2 separate regions of the Mus musculus genome follow, and region 2 is linked to region 1. A link is a loop called in an ENCODE intact Hi-C map of the cell type or tissue named here. Cell type or tissue: gastrocnemius. All regions are shown on one strand.

Evidence for each region. Peaks named below come from ENCODE experiments on the same cell type or tissue, not always from the same donor. Only the 100,000 strongest peaks of a DNase experiment are listed, where the experiment ranks them.
Region 2: a loop joins it to region 1, with 2.1 times the contacts of the local background. A loop is called at or near these places in 1 of 42 quality-filtered maps.

What each region holds. Positions count from the first base shown.
Region 1 is chr13:92,878,571-92,881,070 of GRCm38, forward strand. No RefSeq gene overlaps it. Among named protein-coding and RNA genes, the nearest start is that of Gm31630, 3.2 kb to the right of the region's middle. In gastrocnemius, no CTCF peak of the experiment used is centred here; DNase peaks (open chromatin) are centred at 1,564 and 2,173; H3K27ac peaks cover 2,113 bases.
Region 2 is chr13:93,054,890-93,057,389 of GRCm38, forward strand. All of the region lies in intron 9 of Cmya5 (cardiomyopathy associated 5), which reads right to left. Among named protein-coding and RNA genes, the nearest start is that of Gm31745, 2.9 kb to the right of the region's middle. In gastrocnemius, no CTCF peak of the experiment used is centred here; a DNase peak (open chromatin) is centred at 1,365.

The DNA.
Region 1 (2,500 bases):
CCTTTCGCCATCTGGTAATCTCTGGAGTTAGTAGTTATAGTTGACTCTGTTTAGAGATTGTTCTTCTGGTGATTCTGTTACCGTCTATCAGCAGACCTGGGAGACAGATTCTCTCCTCTGAGTTTCAGTGCTCAGAGCACTCTCTGCTGGCAAGCTCTCTTACACAGAAGGTGTGCAGATATCTTGTGTTTGGACCTACTCCTGGCTGAAGAAGAAGGACCAAAACAGGACCTTTCTCAGAAGCTGTGTTGCTTTGGCAGGTCCCAGAAGCTGTCAGCTTCTGTGGTGCAGACTCTCACCTGTGCAGACTAAATTCCTAAGTTCGGCGGAGTCCCGGAACCAAGATGGCACCCGCTGCTCCTGAGGCTGAGGCCGCCTCCTGAGCCAGGCAGACACCTGTCCTCTGGTCCGGATGGTGGCCGGCTGTCTGCGGCCCGCAAAGGGTGCTGCCTCAGTGGCTCTGTGCCTCCGCCTGTCCCAGAAGCTGTCCGGTTCTGTGGCGCACCCTCTCACCTGTTCAGACTAATTTCCTAAGTTCTGTGGAGTCCCGGAACCAAGATGAATATCAGCTTTCTAACAAGAAGATCCAAGCAAGGCCAGCTTCAAAGTAATTGATCACTGGTGAATGTTCACGAATGACATAGCATGTGCCCTTCCCAGCCTTGAGCAGGCTGAGAAGACCTTGAGTGTTTGCCACAGTGGATCTCATCAACCTGGGTGGAGTCATCTGCCTTGGTTGCACACACAGCTTCCTATGGGAACTTAGAAGAATAGACTGAGCTTACTTTGCAATGTAATGACGGCTAACGAGCACTGTTTCTAATGATCTCACCTACAGCATGCATAGCCTGGTGCTTCACCACAGGCCCTGGAGGAGGAAACACACTGGGGGGCTCCAAAGTTGGGTTTCAAATGTGTTACTTGACGGTCTGTGATGGCCACTTGAATGTCAGAGTTGAAAATGTGGAAAAAAGTAGACATAAGGAACATTTATTTTTAAAAGTGCCTTTTCAACTTGAGGACAGCTAGCAAGCCACTGAGTTAGCATTCTATGTGTGTTTATGACCCGTCAAGAACGGCCAGAAAGTGACGTGTGAGCAAGAAGAAAACAATGTGGCCTGCTGTTCATCTCTCAGAGCATCCAACTGCTGAAGGTCACTCTGCAATCAAAATAGATTTTCCCTCATCAGTAGCCATATGTCAGGAAGTGGAAACAGGCCACACCATGTCTGTTAAACAACTGCACACGAGAGCCAGTGTGTAGTCACTTTTTTTTTCCAGTTTATTTTCAACAGTGTGAGTGTTCCTGAGAAACCTCTGTGCAACTGGGTCTGGTACTTTAATCAGAATTTCAGTGTAGTTTCAGTCCTGGTCACATCTCTACCCCTCCTGTTTCTCGGTAACAGTCTCTCCCTCCCGAGTCTGATTTCTGCTCCCCCAGCTGAGTGCGTAGTCAATTTAATATATGCTGGGGGGGGGGGGGTGAGGCTCCTCAACAGAGGCATTTCCAAGATTAGGTATTGTCTAAACAGTAAGGCAGACCCTGTGCCAGAACACCCAGGCGGGCGACAGAAAGGGTCCGCAGTGTTAATTAGGTCTGTCCGGAAGGAGTCTGCTTCCCAGCCTCTTGAGGGCTATCCAGTCTCCTGAAGATGATGTGCCGGATCCCTCCGAGGTGGAAGGGCCTGGAAAAACTGAGCAGTGTTTACCAAATGCTTTCCATTTAAAACTCTTTGATGAATGGTTATTGAAATGGGGTGGGTGGGGAGGGGGAGACACACTGAATACTTTTGTGGTCACAGCTAGAGGCCTATTCTTGGGCCCAGGACAGAAGGTCCAGACATAAAGTGTGAACAAAGCCCTTCCCTCCTCACTGGATTAGCACAAGGGGTGCGTGCAGAGGCAGGTGAGGAAGGCCGTAAATCCCAGTCCACAAACAGAAAGTTTAAGAATCTCTCCATTTTCTTATAACAACTTAATTTCCACTGCCAAGCTCTTGTTTCTTCTTGTTGGCAGAAGAAATACAGAAAATGAAAAATGTGTCACCTCAGTGTTCCTGGGCTCCAGGAAGTTGTTGATGTCAGAGGCCAGCCAAGGCCTTTGCAGGAAGCCCACCTGGCCCTGGCTCCTTGGCCCACATCATTTATCTCTGTGGCAGCCTCCCTTGGACTGGACCCTCAGGCCCAGCCACCTCCAAGTCTGTCTGCCAAGTGCCCTGGGGTAATGTGTACTGAAATCACTCTCCTTGGAAGCAGGGCTGGCTCTCAGCTCCTAGAACCCACAAATCCATCTCCCTGTCTCCTCTCCACTACCTCCTGCCAGACAAACAGGCTCTCTGTGGAGTTTGAGAAATTGCTTCTTTGGATCCCTTAAATGATAAATAAAAAGAATCCTCTTAGAACTAAGGCCTCTGCTCCTGAAGGTGGGAGGGGAAGTTTTAATTTTGTGTTTTGTCTACACAGTTCCTGAGAAGCCAAGGACCCAGTCATCTACAGACTTC
Region 2 (2,500 bases), 180 kb after region 1:
GAAAGAAAGAAAGAAAGAAAGTCTTACTACTGGTTGGAGGAGATCTGGTACCCTCTTCCCCTCTTTTGTTCTTCTCGAGCTCTAGACATGAAGATGATGCACGGGTGTATGTGTAGGCAAAGTACATGAAAGAAAGGAAGAAAGAAAGAAAGAAAGAAAGAAAGAAAGAAAAAGAAAGAAAGAAAGAAAGAAAGAAAGAAAGAAAGAAAGAAAGAAAGAAAGAAAGAAAGAAAGAGAAATAAAGAGAGAGAGGGGGAAGGAGGGAGGGAGGGAGGGAGGGAGGGAGGGAGGGAGGGAGGGAGGAAGGAAGGAAGGAAGGAAGGAAGGAAGGAAGGAAGGAAGGAAGGAAGGAAGGAAAACATCACAATCTAATGGGACGGGATAGTAGGAAAAGGAAGCACGTGGCTCAAACCATATGGAAAGGCATCATCCCAGAGACAGGAACAAGGGCTTAAACTACAGTTGTGTTTTGCAGCTATCTAACTGGCAAGGTTGTGAAGACTCGAGTATCCTATGCACTGATGGCCAGAGAATAAACCCAACAATCCCTAAGAAGTTGGTCATATCTACCAAAATTCAAGGCACACACCTTTTGACCAGTCTTGCTATTTTGAGAAATTCATTCTGCAAATACATTGTAGATGTGTGAACTTGTACATGCATGGGTGTTGTTCCCCACAGCATGGCTGGGGACAGAAGAGAACGGAAGGCTGTTTCTCAAGTGATCAAATAGGATCAATAACTTCCTGAAGATAGAATACAGAAGAATTTTTTAAAAATTGAGGCAGTCCCATGGGTGTGGATATGAATGCTCATAAAGATATATCTTTGTGCAGAAAAAGCAAACTGGTAGGAATACATGTAGGATTGCTGACATTTGTTAGGAAATTATAGATGCTTTTATGTGAAAGGTTCAGATTGACAGTCGCTACCTTTGGGGATGGGAATTGAGAGACAAAGAATAGATACAAAGAAAGTTAAGGTTTTCTATCTTCCTTTTTTTTTTTTGTCTTTTGAATTTGTACCATAAGCACATATAATGGGTCCAAAATTAAAGAATGAACTTTTAAGAGCAATAGTTCTAGGTAGTGAAGAATCCACGAGTCGACTGGCCGTGTTTACAGAACCTCGAACCACACGTGCACTTCAGCACTTTGAAGTAGGTTTTCTGGTCATTTGATAATCCAGTACCTTGACCATGAGGGGAGGGACACATGCTTACGATGACTTGAGAGGCTGACAATTGTGTGAAATAGCTCTTCTCTGTACTGCTGTGTCCTGGGGAGGGGGTGGCCTGTGTACAAACAGTATGGAGGAAGCCTGTGCCCCCACTCCTGGAAGCAGCCATGGGATGGTGCCATCACCATAGTGCACAGCAGATGGCTAAGTATGAACTGTTGTTTAAAAACACAGTTGGTTCTTACTGGATTCCTGTTGGCAGCACCAATATCCAGCCAGCCAGGCATTGCCACTCTCTGTGAACTGTGAACAGAGTGCATGCTGGCTCTGTAGGAGGAGTAAGAAAGGCAGCATTTCCCACCCTGCCTGGGCATCCAAACTGCTAAGTTTTGAAAATTCATTTTTAATCAATTATTTTGTTGGATAGAGTCTCACTCTGCAGTCCAAGCTGGCCTTGAATTCACTTGTAAGCTATGTTGGCCTCCATCTCCCGGTCTTCCTGCCTCAGCCTCTAGGATGCTGGGATTCCCAGCATGGGTCAACCTCACACAGCTTCTGAACTGGGTTCCCGAGGAGAGGCCCAGGCACCTGAATTTTGCAAGTATCCCAGCTGACTTTTATCGGATAGGGAGGGGAATGAAGGAAAAGGGAAACTGCATAACATAAACAATATTAAATATAAAATCAAGCCAGGATGGTGGCTCATGGCTGTAATCTCAGCACCCAGAAGACTGAGGCAGTAGGATTCCTGAAAATTCCAACCAGCTTTGGCTACAGAGTAAGACCATCTCTCAATACAACAACAACAAAAACAAAACACAAACACAAACACAAAAGACATTAGCATACATGCATTTGAAGCTGTGTATAAATCCTTAACTAGCCATAAATATAGAAAATTTATAAGGTGGGGCAAACTCAGTTAAACCAGAATTAAGAAGAAAATTCTTTATATCCTAATTTTCCACAGTTAAAAAGACTTGGTAAATAAAATTTTAACAGAACCATTTTTCTTTTGATAAATAAGGATATTATGAGACTCTGTGTTACTAAATATCACCATTATTTTATAACAGTGCAGAAAAACAACGCAGGCACTACACACTGACAACAACAGGGCTTGGGCTTTCCCATGGCTCAAATCTGTCAGAAAATCAATGTGAGCCAAAGAATCCAGGAGAAAGATCCTGGATCCTCCATCTTTACTCCCCAAAGCCTGAACAATAGACACTGTTTATATTTCCGACAGAGGCTCTCAGGACTCAGATAATATTAATTTCTCTGGATCCTCCGAGTTCTCCTTTACTGCCCCCCCCCCCCG